Linked DNA regions of Homo sapiens: all the other regions are linked to region 1. The links are chromatin contacts, found by Hi-C or POLR2A ChIA-PET in ENCODE. All regions are on one chromosome and are shown on one strand. Each heading gives the region's core, a stretch centred on a gene start or an enhancer-like site at or near the end of the contact. The rest is flanking DNA. Distances are from core to core; before and after follow the strand shown. Region 1 has its middle 18 kb from the start of MIR1587. Region 2 holds the start of USP9X (ubiquitin specific peptidase 9 X-linked). Region 3 holds the start of MID1IP1 (MID1 interacting protein 1).

Region 1 (4,581 bases), core at 1,386-3,885:
TGCCCTGGGTGAAGCATTTTTTGTAAGGTAAAAATCATAATAATGACTGCCTGTGTAGTGACTTTCAGCGCTTGACACAGTGCGTAGCTAAAGCAGGAACATGGTCCCTAGCCACTTGTCGACATATCTCTTTTTTGTGCACTCTCCTGCCTTTGGATTCTCAGCTGCTCTCCCACCCATCCCCAGGGCTGGCCTAAGTCACCGTCACCCTGAGGACAGCAAAACAGTATGTGGGGGAGGGGCGGGAGAGGGAGAGGAGGGGGAAGAGAGAAAAAGGGAAGGGGAGAAAGGAGAGGAGACAGAAAAGGGCAGGGGAGAGGGGGGAAGAAAAAAGGGAGAGAATGGAGAAGGGGAACAAAATGGAAAGGGGGGAAGAGGAGGGTGGGGAAGGAGAGGAGAAGGGGAGAGGGATGGAAAAGCAGGCAGAGGAGAAGGGAAAAGAGGAAAGGAGAGAAGGGGGAAAGAGAGAAGAGGAAGGGAGGGGAGGGGAGAGAATTCTTCTGGGATGGAAAAGGCAGGAAGTGAAATTCCTAACCCAGTGATAAATAGAATCCCAGCTGCACCAAGAACAGAGCAGTGGTAAAATCATTCAAACTCTGAATTCCTGACAGTGGAAAATAAACTCATCTTTGCTGGTGAATGGAAATTTAGGGAAGGCAACCGGGTGTGCTCTGGATTCCACAGCCCCATCCCTGGTAGAGGGCACAGAAGCATTGGAGGGTTGAGAAAGGGCAACTGGCAGCCTTTGGGCCAAGTTGCTTTAAGTCCAGAGAGGCTGAGAAAAGCAGCTCAATGCTGCAGAAGAGAAGGTGGAAGTTGGAAGTAAGAAAATGAAAGAGCCAGGTGGCCCATGGTGGAGAGGTGCCCAGAGCTGGCGACAGAACCCAAGGAACCCTGGTTCCTGGGGTGACCTTGAGAAAAGACCCGGCCAGTCTTAGACAAGGTGATGAAAGGAAGGAAGAAGGCTACTGAGCTGAAGAGAACAAAAATATTTCCCCAACCCCATCCCGCTGGACAGTGAAGCATCTTCAGGGCCCCTAGCCTGGGTGCCGGACAAAAGACTTGGAGGTACTGGAATATTGGGTCTGTGCCCCAGCCCTATCCGTGCCCAGTGTTGGGCACCCCCAGAGGCTAAGCTTGGCCAAAAGCTCCTCAGGCTTCCTCATCCCACTTGTTCATGGGATGGTTCCACCCATATGAAGAGTAAGGCCTGGGTGGTGCCTCTCCTCCTGACTCCAGCCTCCTTCCCCGGCCCCAGTCCCATCCATACAGGGGTGCTGGCCTGGCCCCCTCTGGTGGGAGGACAGATAAGCAAAGGGGTGGTGGGGACACTCTAGATGCTTCACCCACATCCCCTCGGGCTCCTTCCCCCACCCCATATAGCTTCCCCTCTCCTAATTCCCACAGCCTGTGCCTGGGACTCTTTGCAGGCCCGCCCGGGGCACATCCCCCTCAGAGCCAGAAGTACCCAGGAGTTTCAATCCCCACACTCACGGTAGCTCCTAGCTGGTGCAAGGGAGCATGCAGGTACAGTGCTCTTGCCTGGAGTCAGGACAGGCTCTGAGTTGACACTTGCCCTCCAGAGCTCCTCCTTTGGGAGGTCATGAGGTCATGAGGATGGAGCCCTCATGAAGGGGGTCAGTGCCCTTATAAAAAGCGACCCCAGAGAGCTCTCTCTCCCTGTCTCTGCCATGTGAGGGCACAAGGAAAAGTTGGCAATCTACAGCCCAGAAGAGGGCCCTCCCCCAAACCCGACCGTGCTGGTACCCTGATCTCGGCCTCTCAGCCTCCAGAACCATGAGAAGTACGTGTCTGTGGTTTATCAGCCCCCCCGCGTGTGGTACCGTGTTACAGCAGCCTGGATGGACTAAGACCCTTCTGCAGAGGGACTTTGTCTGAAACTGGCTTCCTCCCCTTCTTGGTCCTGCCCTTCCATACCCTTCCGTGTTTCTTGGGAGCACTTCCTTAATAAATTGCTTCCACACGAATCCGCGTCTCAGAAGCTGCTTCTGAGAAAACCGAAGTGATGGGGCCCCTGGGCTGCACAGTAATAACAGTTGTTACAGACGGCACCTCCTCCAACCCTCAGAACCAGACGGCCACAATGGTATTGACTGCATTGCACAGAGGAGGAAACGGAAACCCAGAGAGCAGAAGGGACTTGCCCAGGATGGTGGAGTTGGTGAGCAGAGCAGCCTACATTAAACCCAGCTCCAAAGCCAGCCCTGGGTCTTTGATGCCCCACAGAAAATACATGGGAGGAGCCCTGCAGCTCCTGAAAGGAGCTAACATCTCCCAAGCCCCACTTCCAGGGGCAATCTGGGGCCAGCCAGGTACTTAGATGGACAGATGACCAAGGAGAGACCACTCAAGCCCTCAGTTTGAGAATGCATTCCTCTGCGTTCACAGGCTTACCTGGAGCCAGTTCCCCAAAGCCCCACTGGACTTTTTAAGCCCCCAGAGGCCTTCAGACAGGAACCCACTGAGTCTTCAAACCCCCAATCTCCATGGGGTTAAAACAATCCCCAAAAGGCAGGACTTACTAGGAGTCGTTCAGAAACTGGCAAAAGCACCCTCTGAATAAATGTTCAGGGTTCCATCCGGAGACGCCCACGGTGACTGATGAGTCATCAGATAGCCAGCTGTCGCCACAGAGTGCTATATATAGAAGCTGGAGGGGTGCCTGGTACCTAAAGAAAGGGGAGGAGCACACACCTAGTAGGTGGGGTCTCAGCTGGGAGGCAGGCCTAGAGCACCTGGAAACTGCACCCTCAGCTCCCTCTGCCCCCCCAGCAAAACAGAATCTGGGTCAGCAATTCCCCGGCACAGAATGCCGCGTGAACTGGAAGCAAGCAGCAACAGGGCCGGACGTGGGCCATGCCAGTGCATTCATGATGATTACTGCTAATGATGGTAATGGGAGAATAATGGCTCAGTGAACTTCCCGCACATCACCTCGTCGTCTTCCCATCAGACATACACACTGAGGACGCGCTTGTATTGCTGCCATTTAGACAGCCGAAACAGAACTTCCAGACCTCAGGCTTGGTAGGCTGGGCCTGTGCTGTCCAGGACAGGGGCCACTAGCCACATGTTTCTACTGAACACTTGAAATGTGGCCCGGCCAAATTGAGATCCTCTGTCAGCATAGAATGCACACCAGACTTTGAAGATTTAGTTTCAAGAAAAGAATGTCAAATACCTTGTCAATAATTTTTTCCTGGTTTCATATTGAAATGATAATATTTTAGATACATCGGGTTGATCAAAATATATGATTAAGTCAATTTCACCTGTTCCTTTTTACCTTTTTAATGTGGCTTCTCGAACATTAAAATTATTAATACATATGTGGCTCACATTTGTGGCTTGCATTATATTTCTATTGGACAGTGCCGGGTTGCAGGCTGGAGGCCAGAACCTTCAGGAAATCCTGGCTATGCCCTCTCCTGACAAATAAAGCCTGCTTCCTGGTTCAAGGCTGAGAGAGGCCAGGGCTGCTCTCCAGACAATGCCAGTGGCCAGCTGCAGCTCCATGTACCGATCACAGAAGGTCCAGGTGACGCACAAAAGCCCCTGAGGGTCTGTGAACCCCAAACTTGTCCCTTATATCTTCTGAAAATGCACAGCTTTCCGGGGGAAAGATGATGAATTCTCCCTGGCCCTGTCTTCTGCCTTCCCCACTTAACCCCCAAGAGAGCTCCATGCTGTGTGATTGCATAATGAGGCCATGGAATAAGGCCACTTCACAAATGAAGCAGCTCTTTCCCTCACATATGCAAACAGCAGAGAGAGGCAAAGGAAAGTAGGGAGATGAGAAACAGAATGAGAAATGCAGACGAGACAGGCAATTCACACCAAGAGAGAGAAACTGTATCCCAGAGACAGACACACAATGTCACACACACTCTGCTCACTGACACCTGGGGGGAGGGGGAGAAGGGTGTGTGTGTGCACGTGTGTGGCGTGTTCATGTGCATGCATGCATGTGTGTGGAGCTAGAGAGCACTAGAGGCCGGGCACGGTGGCTCATGCCTGTAATCCCAGCACTTTGGGAGGCCGAGGTGGGCGGATCACCTGAGGTCAGGAGTTTGAGACCAGCCTGCCCAGCATGGTGAAACCCTGTCTCTACTAAAAATATGAAAATTAGCCAGGTATAGTGGCGTGTGCCTGTAATCCCAGCTACTCGGGAGGCTAAGGCAGGAGAATCGCTTGAACCCGTGAGGCAGAGGTTGCGGTGAACCGAGGTCACGCCACTGCACTCCAGCCTGGGCGACACAGTGAGACTCTTTCTCAAAAAAAAAAAAAAAAAAAACAAAAAAACAAGAGAGCACTAGAGAAAGGTTCTAGAACGAGGCAAATCGAACAGAACAGGGAAGAGATGAGCACAGGAGGCGAAAAGAAATGGAGGTTCGGGGAGTTGACAGCCTCCATTTTGTAGCAAGGCCTGCCCTTTCTTTCTATGTCAGTTTAAATTATTTACATCAGGACAATGGAAAGAATATAGATAGCAAAATAAAAAATGCGTCGGGGCCAGGCAGGCCCAGGATTCATGTGTGGTGGAAACAGAGTCCAGGGAGG
Region 2 (4,581 bases), core at 1,199-3,698, 1.2 Mb after region 1:
TGGCGAGGTGGGGGGGAAACTCCTTATCTGTATGAATTTTAGCATCATCTTGTCCATTTCTGCAAAAAAAAAAAAAGCCTGCTGGGATTTTGATAGGGATTGCATTGACTCTGTAGATCAATTTGAGGAGTATTGCTATCTTAATACTTTTATTTCAGTCTTGAATGTTTTTCAATGATGTTCTGTAGTTTTCAATGTACAAATCTTGCATTTCTTTTGTTAAATCGATTTTTAACTTTATTGATTTTGATGCTATTGTAAATGGAATTTTAACTTAATTTTCAGATTGTTTATTGCTAGTGTGTAAAACTATAACTGATGTTTAAATATTGATCTTATATCCTGCAGTTTTGCTGAACTTGCTTATTGGCTTTATTTTTTTTATAATGGATTTCCCAAGATTTTCTATATATAAAATCATGTCATGTGAAAGTAGCGATAGTTTAATTGTTCCTTTCTTATCTGGATGCCTTTCATTTCTTTTTCAGGCTAGAACTGCAAGTACAATATTGAACAGAATTGGTGAGAGGGGACATCCTTGTTAAAGGTGCACTTTTGATAGGGTTAAAAGACCAGTGTTCAACACTTTCCAATCCTGACTTCGGGCAAATCATTTACCCTTTCTGTTTCCTTATCTAAAATAGAAAATAACAGCCTATAGTGTACGCGGGTGGTCGTGTCTGCTTTTTAGAAGCCCATGAGCTAGTGGGGAAGCAAATGATTCATGGAAATAATTATAAAAACAAGGTAACATATGCTAAGAGTTATTAGGGCTATGAATGATACATCTTGGATACCCTATTAGATAATTTGTGGTGAAAAATTTGTAAACAATCTTGTGCTAAATAGAGAAATGGTTTAAAAATTTAAGATACCAATAACTTGCTTTCACTGTCACCTACATTAGTTTGGTTCCATTTTTAACAGTCTTTTATTACAAACTGATATAATCATAGCATAACTAAATTCAACCCTCTTCTCTATAAAATAGATCTCGGTTTGTAGGGTTTTACTATGATTTTGCATGCCATTTGATGTCCACAGGTATTTTTTAAGTCAAAAGGAAATCTGTAAATTAGGAACTGTTAATTTCCTCTTCATTTGGGCATCCTAGGTAGACTGTACAGATTTGTTCCAAGCACCCCATTAATTTGAGATTAGCCTAAGTTTTTCCTATGCCCGCACTTTGGAATATAAACATGTAGAAAATAGTCCATGACACAGCGGATGGGTTCATAAGTTTCTTCCGGGTCCTAACACCGAATTGTGCTGATGATCTGGCAATGGAGGCTAATCTTGCCACATCAAGTACGGCCTATTCGCTAAGCCGTCTGGGGCACTTTATAATTTTTTTCTTTGCTGGTCTGTTTGAAGGGCTCCTATGGCCAAAAAGGTGGTCAGTCCCGTCAGCTAGGCTGTGAGGACGCCTAAACGCTTTGAGGACGCCTAAACGCTTTGAGGTAGTGATGATGCATGATCGTGTGAAAGAGTTTCTCAGAGCACCTCCCTCGCGGGGTGGGGAAAAGGACCTCACTCCCCACGCCCCCTCCTTCCGCTGCGGGAGATAGCCACACCTTCCCCCTATCGGCGCCAAGCAGGTGGCCAGGCCCTCGGGACCTCGCGCCCCCGCAGCCAGTGGCCCGGCCAGCTCGTGCGTCACGTGACGCGGGTCAGCTGCACCGCCGGGACCTCCAGGCACCGCGGCGGCGACCGCCCAGCGCGTGGTCTCGAGATCTCATCTTTCCGCGCCCCTCCCCCCACGGTCCCGGAAAAGGGGGAGGCCGGTGACGTCATCATCCGGGTTCTTGTCGGCGGGGCTACGGTTCACAATGGAACAAAAACAAGCGGCCCGAGTCAAACTATGAGCGACGCGGCTGCGGCTCACGCGATTAACCCTGTCGTGGCCACACACCCCGCCAGTCCCTGCCGCCCAGCCCCTCCCGAGTGGTGTGCCAGATCTTTTCGGGCCTCCCTTCCCCAACTTCGGTCCTAGAGCCACCTCTGCCCTCGTCCCGCTCCTGAGCCGAGGGGCATGGAACAGGATTTCTGGCCGTAGCACGACCCTGAAGGGGCCAGCCGGAAGAAACAGTACTGCGCGAACAATCTTTACCGCATTGTCTTCCCCTCCCCCACCCTAGCTCTCCGGGTTCCCGGCGGCTCGCGCCGAAGCCCGGCCCCCTCAGCGGCTCGCGCTGCTCTCCCAGCCTTGACGGCCCGGGGTGGAGGGAGAGAAGAGGGGGCAGCTGAGCGGGAGGGGGCTGGGCAGGAGCAGGGGGAGGGCCGAAAGGAGGGGCCTGAAAGGGGCGGGCCCTGACGGGGGCGGAGAACTTCGGGTCTTGGGCGGCTCTGGGGCTAGTGGGAGTCTGCGCCGCCGCCGCCGCCGCCACCGCTGCTGCCGCCGTCGCCGCTACCGCCGCCGCCACTGGCCGAGCGGTTTTTTTTTTTTTGGTTTGCCGGATCCGCCATATTGACGAGGACGGGCATCCGCGGCTGCGGACGCTAGTCTCCGCCGCCGCCGGAGCCGCAACCTCTCCGCACCCGGCCCCGTCAGGGCCTCTGTCGCGCCTAGCCCCTCCCCGCCTTACACAGCTCCCGGGCCTCGCGGGAGCCCGCCGCCGCCGCCTCTCTCTCACGGGAGGCGGCCGCCTTAGCGCCCGGTGCTTGGGTCGGCGCCGGGAGCGAGGAGCGAGCTACTTCAAAGCCACCAGGCCTGGAGCGGGGACAGAGGCGGCGACTAGGGGAAGGTGAAGCCGTCGCTGCAGGAGGAGGAGCAGGAGGAGGTGACGCAGGAGAAACGCACCGCCCGGAGCCCGTCTGAGCTCAGCGAGAGCCCCAGCCTGAGGGGAGAAGGGGAAGAGGGCCGTCGCCGGCCAAGGAGGAGGAGGAGGCGGGCGCGGCGAGGAGCGAGTTCCGGCGCCGGTGTGCAGCCTTTTGGTTGAGACGCCCGCAGCCCCGAGCCCGGCCGCCGCAGCCTTTCGATACACTTTGTTGCCGGTCACCCCCGGGCCTGGGATGCACCCAGGGTAGGTCTCGTCCCGGGACCGAGCCCCACCGTCGCCTGGTGCCTCCCGCCTCCGTGTGCCCTGGTTGTGAGAAGACGTCTGTGTCGTGCGGTGAGTGGCCAGCTGCACTGGGGCGACGCTCTTTCCCGGGGCCAACAGCTGGATGTGGGTGAGGGGAGGAGGGCGAGGGGGGTGTGCGTGTGTGCGAGCCTCTTCCCTCGGCGGCTGCCGGCCAGGCTGGGGCTTCCCCGTTCCCCCTCCTCCGGCCCGGGCTGGGCGGGCGCGCGGGCCCGTGTTGTGTGTGGAGCCGGTGTCCCGAGAGCGTGTCTGTGTGTTTTGGACTGTAAGGGAAAATGGCTGACGGCTCCGTCCCTCCCCCTCCTCCCCCTTCCCGTCCTGTCTGGGGCCGAGTAGGAGGATGGAGTCTCCGGGCGTGGCGGGCAGCCCCCCCGCCGTCCGCACCCGGGGGCCGGGTCGGTTTGGGGGCTGGCCGCCCCCCGCCCGGCGGCCGCTTTCCTACCCGGTCTGGTTCCACTTGACACCAAACGCCATTACTGAGGTGGAGTGATTTGGAGCTGGGGAGCTAGGCCTCGGCTACGCCTGGCTATCAGGCCTGACGACTTGTCCGCCTCCCCCCACCCTCCCGCGATAACCCGCAGTTTCTCCCCGGCCCTGGGCTCCTGGAGTGGGAGCTGGGTTATCGGCCTCCTACACCTCCTTCGCCCCGCTTTATTTGCAGAGGGCCAAAGCCGTGAAAGGGGTTTTTGAATGCAGAAATCGCTTCCAAGCTAGCTTGGACCTATTACCTTTCTATTTTTAACTGTTTCTGCAAATATTAGCATGTGCGAGTTTGGTAGTGATCAGGTCTTCAGATTCTTGTGACGTGAGGCTTAGGGTTGGATAAATGGCTGATTTTTCATTCATTGTGAAATAAGTTAAAGAGTTATACAGCAGGTGTGTAGATGGCTTCTTAAATTATTTGTGTGGATTTCTGTAGCGACTAGAACTTACACGAGAATTTGCAAAATTTCTAGTAGAACCTGCTTAAATTAAGCATGTTATTTTTTGGAAGTTCCATAGTTACAACGTTAATTGAATTTACACGGTGCAGTTTACAGGTGTATATAATTGCTTCAGATTGTCTTTTAGTTTAAATAAGCAAGTTGTAGGTATAGATTAAATATTCATGCTTTATTTTTCGGGGAGAGAAGTATGTGTACTGTTCTTTTACCTGGAAACCCATGAGTCCCTAAATCTACTTAACGTTTGTATACTTTCACTTTTGAGGAAGAATGATTTGGGGTGCATTGATTAGGAAACTTTCCAGCAGGTACTTAACCCTCTCGGAGCTGATTACCCTTAGGTAAGGACTCCTTAACCATGACTAGCTTGGCTGGTTAGTACACTTGAACTCAAAAATAGAGACTATAAACTCTCCTTTAGATCTCGCTCGTCTTCTAATTCGCTGGGCTGCCATTTTGGTTTCAGCAAATACCTTCAAATTCTTGAAGAATTATGTATTAAATATAAAAAAGTGTCAACATTCGTTTTCTCAATTTTTAAACTCATGTGCTGTGTC
Region 3 (4,581 bases), core at 1,546-4,045, 1.1 Mb before region 1:
CTGTATACGGTTCAGAGTTCTTAAAGATGTAGAAATGATGAGAACATAACAAAAGGTATTCTTTAGTATTCTCAACTTTCCCTGTGCTCTACTTCTTCCAAACGCAAGGCTAAAGACGCTTTAAAAAATGAGATTGTGACAAAATGCTAACTACGACATATTCAGACATTCCAAAACCTGAAAGTGGATCTGAAGCCAGCAGATTCACTACTCACTGTTCTTAGGTTTTGGCATTTTTCTGTCTACCTTCTCTCAACTAAACCTTCATGACGGTTTTTCCTGTAAGGACAATTACAATAAGATACACTCCCTTCCCCATCTTAACTCAGATTATTATGATGCTATTTCTGCATTTTTGTATCATGTGATGGTGGTTTCTTTGTGGTATATGACAAAAATGCCCTTCTTCTTGACTCCACAGGAAGAAAACTGGCTATTAGCTTGGGACTTCAGCAAGGCACTTAGCAAGGTCTCTCATAATATCCTGTGGTCAAGAAGAAAAATATAGGCTGGATGACTGTACAATTAACATGATTCATAGCTGGCTGGAACAACTTATGCCAAAAAGTGCCAATTAATGGACGGATATCAAACTGAAGGAGCTCTCCAGATGTTCTACAGCAATTTGCCTCTTGCCCAGTGGTGCCTGGTACCTATTATCAATAACTTGGATAAATATATAGAATAGTTATCAAATATATGGGTAAGATCCAAGTGCATTACAGCACAGAATCAGGACCCAAAATAATAAAACAGGCTGAACTAATGGGCCAAATCCAATGAGATAAAGTTTAAGTAGGATAATATAAAGTTCTGTACTTTGGTCCAAAAAATCCCCACTACTCAAGTATAGGGTACACAAAATTTTGTTATATAGATGGCAGCATATAGATGTAGCTGTTAAAATAAGTCCATTAAATGTTAGGCAGCATTATAAGCAGTAGCTATCTATTGAGTAGTAGAAAGAACATTGGATTTGGCATTAGAAAACTGGGTCAAATCCCAGTTCTGACAGTTTGGCCCTTAAACTCTTTGATCCTTGCTTTCTTCTCAGGGTGGTTGTGAAGTTAAAATGAGTTAACATGTCTTTTGAGTTAACAAGTCTAATTTCCAAGCACTTGTGCTCAATAAATATGACCTAGAAAAATTACCATTCACAATAATATAAGTGGCTGTGCCACTCCATTTTGTCCTAGAAAAGATGGTACTTGGAATGAGAGGGGCCACACTCAAAAGCAAACCAGAGCTACTTCTAAAGTTAGTGACTAGGATGGATGAGCGACTCAAAAGAGAACATGAAGAATGGCTACAGGAACTGGGGATAACTGACTTGAAGAACAGTAGACTTAAGGAGACCATATCTACCTTCAAACATCTGATGGTGTGCTTCATGGCCTTCTGTAGAGCTCCAAAAGATAGAAGAACACTGGAGAACGGAAAATAGAAGAATGTAGGCAAGGGCGACCACTTGGTGGGGATGTTGTGAGCGATTTCAGCACAAGTGGATGGTTGGACTACATGGCCTTTAACACGAGAGTCTGACTGTCATATTTCTAGGACATTTTTCATGAAATGGATCCTTCTAAGTCTGTCTCAAAATAATCCAGGATCTCTGCTATCTTGGGTTGGGCTGGCTTCTTGCCTTAAAATATCATCTTTCTTCCAGTTCTAGGCCAGATCTCTTCTTTATCCAGTCTGACTTTCTTGCACCAGTTTACTCTTGCTGACTACTTTGTTCAGGAATTTCTGGTCACTTTTAAAATGTCATTCCCCCCCCCCAAAAAAAAACTATCCAAGGGACACAGTACAAGGATAATTTGTGGACATTTTTGGGGAGATGAGCCAGCAAAGCATGCTTTCCAGGTTGCTTAATTAAAAGAGTGGGAATTAAGAACCAGAATTTAAGAGTTCCGGCAGGGCGCTGGTGGCTTACGCCTGTAATCCCAGCACTTTGGGAGGCCGAGGCGGGCGGATCAAGAGGTCAAGAGATCGAGACCATCCTGGCCAACATGGTGAAACCCCGTCTCTACTAAAAATATAAAAATTAGCTGGGCGTGGTGGTGCGCGCCTGTAGTCCAAGCTACTGGAGAGGCTGAGGCAGGAGAATCACTTGAACCCGGGAGGCAGAGGTTGAAGTGAGCCGAGATTGCTCCACTGCACTCCAGCCTGGCGACAGTGCGAGACTCCGTCTCAAAAAAAAACAAAACAAAAAAAAAGAGATCCAGAATTCCAGAATTGCAACTGTGAACCAAGAAGTGGGGATGGGTACCTCAGACAAGGCTTTTACCGGAAATTTAGCATATAGGATAGAAAGCAGAGACCAAAGACCTCTTGCTTTGAGGCTGTTGGCGTGCTACAAGGACTCGAAAGTTATTTGTTCAACGGATGACTTCTGTTTTCTGGAGGCAAACTGAATTCCGGGCAGGTGGCTCAGCACCTCCAGCCTGTTCCAGATCGGGACAGGGAAGGTGCCTGGGGCAATCAGTGAGGTTTCCAACCTTCCTTAGGCCTGGGCCAGCCCGCTCCCCTCCCATGTGACCCCAGGCAACCATTTTAATTTTTTTACAGCCAAGCGTAGTGGAGAACTGGCTGCGCGCCGGTTGCCAGGGACGCGGCAGCCAGCTTGGCGGGGCTGGGGTGAAAGAGGACGCTGCGTGGGGGAGGGCTCCGCGGCTTCTGACTGGCTGGAGCATCAGGATTCATTTGCATAATATTTTCTGACGGCTTCTGATTGGCTGAAGCCAGAGGGGCGGTGGTGGGGTGATTCCAAGGGCCCAGAGCTCTGGCCGGCGGACCTTTTCCTTCTGGAGTTTCCCCGGCGGGTGTGAGTTGTTGCGGGGTCTGGGGGAGCTGGGAGGCCCGGTTTGGGAAGTTTTGCAGGCAGGTGCATGAGCCATCTTTCTCTGAAAGTGTTTAAGAAATGTTCAAGAACAGCGGCCAGAGTCAAGAAACTGGGGGATGAAGGGTTATCTCGAGACTAGACGGAAGGAAACGTATCAGGGGAGGGGTGGAGGCCAGAAGGAAGGAGTTAGGTAGGGGCCCTCTCCCAAGCTGGCGTTTTTGCTGGGTGGAATCCTTTTGCTAGATCCCTTGGATTTCCGTTTTCCGTGTGTTATCACACTGTTGGAACTGGGAAGAAGAGAAAAAGAGGCAAGATTTTGGCATTTAGTAAGTTAAGTCTGAATACCGAGTTTTCATCCGGGTGCATACGTACTTAAAATACCAAATGGGTCCAGGAAGGGGGACAAAGTACGCTTTAATTTATGAGAAGATCAGCTACTAGAAACTGTATATCTGTTTTTCTCGAGTTTTCTTCTTGCAGTGCTCTTTCAATCTCATTGGACATATTTTATATTATTTTCCTGCTTAAGCACTGGGGGTTGGGTGGAAGGATCTGTGGCTCATCATAGGCAATTTCCACACTTTTAAGGTTTCTGACTCTTCACATAAACACCTCTCACTATGATGAGGTCCTGTATCAAGTACAATTAATCTTTGTACTTTACAATTTACATAGTGATTTTTATTTACATTATCATATTTAAACTTAATCAAAGTCCTTGGCACGGCCCATGGAACAAGCTCCATTTTTTTGATAAAGAAACTGAGGCTAGAAAAGTTTCTATGTGTGCAGAGAAGGAAGGTGAAATTATTTTAATGCTTCAAAGTTATATAATGCTTCCTGCCTCCCTGTATTTTTCTTTCCATTGATCTTCCTTCAAAACCCTGATAGGTCTATCCCAGTTTTGCAAGTAAGAAAACATGGGCTGTGATGTAGAGCTAATACGTTTTGGGGTAGTGGGTCCTCAGACTTAGGTCTGTCTCCAAGGGTCACTGACTTTGTTTTGTTTTGTTTGTTTTTTGTCAACAGATTAGTCCTTGTGGCACCAAGTCAGAATTTCATTCAAAAGACAATTAGGAAGATGGTTTTCTATGGAAAATATTTAAGTGTAGGTCTTAATGTGAAAGAAAGAGGGAGAGAAAGAAACCCCTTTATTATGTTCTCCCTTCCTTAGGCATTTTTTGTCCCGTGGGAAAAAACTGTACTAGGGACAGAGACCTCTGTTAAGTTTTAGAGAAAAGGGATCTTTTTTTTTTTTATTTGAGACAGAGTCTTGCTCTGTCGCCCAGGCTGGAGTGCAGTGGCACGATCTCGGCTCACTGCAACTCCGCCTCCTGGGTTCAAGCAATTCTCCTGCTTCATCCTCCCGAGTAGCTGGGATTACAGGCGCTGGCCACCACGCCCGGCTAATTTTTGTATTTTTAGTAGAGACCGGGTTTCACCATGTTGGCCAGGCTAGTCTGGAACCCCTGACTTTGTGATCCGCCCGCCTCGGCCTCCCAAAGTGCTGGGATTACAGGCGTGAGCCACCGTTTCAGGCCGAGAAAAGGGATTTAAAATGAGAAGCTTGAATCTTATTGAACATAATTGTAGGACTGCCAGAGAGGACTGGTGGATGAGGAATATGGCAAGGGACATGAGATGGGAAAAATTAAATAGGCTGTGGTTTGGAAGTCTCAAAGTGAAATTCAAGGTGCAAGGCTCTTAAAAGTTAAATCCAGCGATTCGGTACATAGCTT

Evidence for each region. A loop is a pair of places that touch in the nucleus more often than their neighbours do. ChIA-PET counts read pairs that join two places held with the same protein, here RNA polymerase II (POLR2A). Pooled maps may share reads with other maps.
Region 2: a loop to region 1 is called in a map of B cell, with 9 times the contacts of the local background. The contact joins the promoter of USP9X here to the enhancer-like site in region 1. A Hi-C loop is called at or near these places in 1 of 168 maps with a recorded cell type or tissue (B cell), 9 of 37 single-sample maps with no recorded cell type and 8 of 50 pooled maps. POLR2A ChIA-PET finds 5 or more read pairs at or near these places in 1 of 52 experiments (activated B cell).
Region 3: a map of naive thymus-derived CD4-positive, alpha-beta T cell shows a loop between it and region 1 (8-fold over the local background). The contact joins the promoter of MID1IP1 here to the enhancer-like site in region 1. A Hi-C loop is called at or near these places in 2 of 168 maps with a recorded cell type or tissue (CD4-positive, alpha-beta memory T cell and naive thymus-derived CD4-positive, alpha-beta T cell), 1 of 37 single-sample maps with no recorded cell type and 11 of 50 pooled maps. POLR2A ChIA-PET finds 5 or more read pairs at or near these places in 2 of 52 experiments (activated CD4-positive, alpha-beta T cell and activated naive CD4-positive, alpha-beta T cell).

What each region holds. Positions count from the first base shown.
Region 1 is chrX:39,853,221-39,857,801 of GRCh38, forward strand. No RefSeq gene overlaps it. Among named protein-coding and RNA genes, the nearest start is that of MIR1587, 18 kb to the left of the region's middle. RefSeq lists enhancers at 95-389, 2,138-2,257, 2,528-2,607. Within about 2 kb of position 2,636, at least 10 of the 41 ENCODE cell types and tissues checked have a DNase peak (open chromatin) inside an H3K27ac peak, as active enhancers do; they include B cell, where a contact is called at or near this core.
Region 2 is chrX:41,082,997-41,087,577 of GRCh38, forward strand. It overlaps USP9X (ubiquitin specific peptidase 9 X-linked), which reads left to right and starts at 2,449. Exons shown (of 45, transcript NM_001039591.3): 1 at 2,449-3,113. RefSeq lists enhancers at 1,400-1,694, 1,444-1,983, 2,522-3,059 and silencers at 1,604-1,673, 2,104-2,483, 3,184-3,643.
Region 3 is chrX:38,798,664-38,803,244 of GRCh38, forward strand. It overlaps MID1IP1 (MID1 interacting protein 1), which reads left to right and starts at 2,796. Exons shown (of 3, transcript NM_021242.6): 1 at 2,796-2,824; 2 at 3,872-4,581. MID1IP1-AS1 (MID1IP1 antisense RNA 1) reads right to left here. Exons shown (of 2, transcript NR_046706.1): 2 at 2,585-3,129. RefSeq lists enhancers at 2,493-2,787, 2,817-2,896, 3,006-3,513, 3,847-4,581.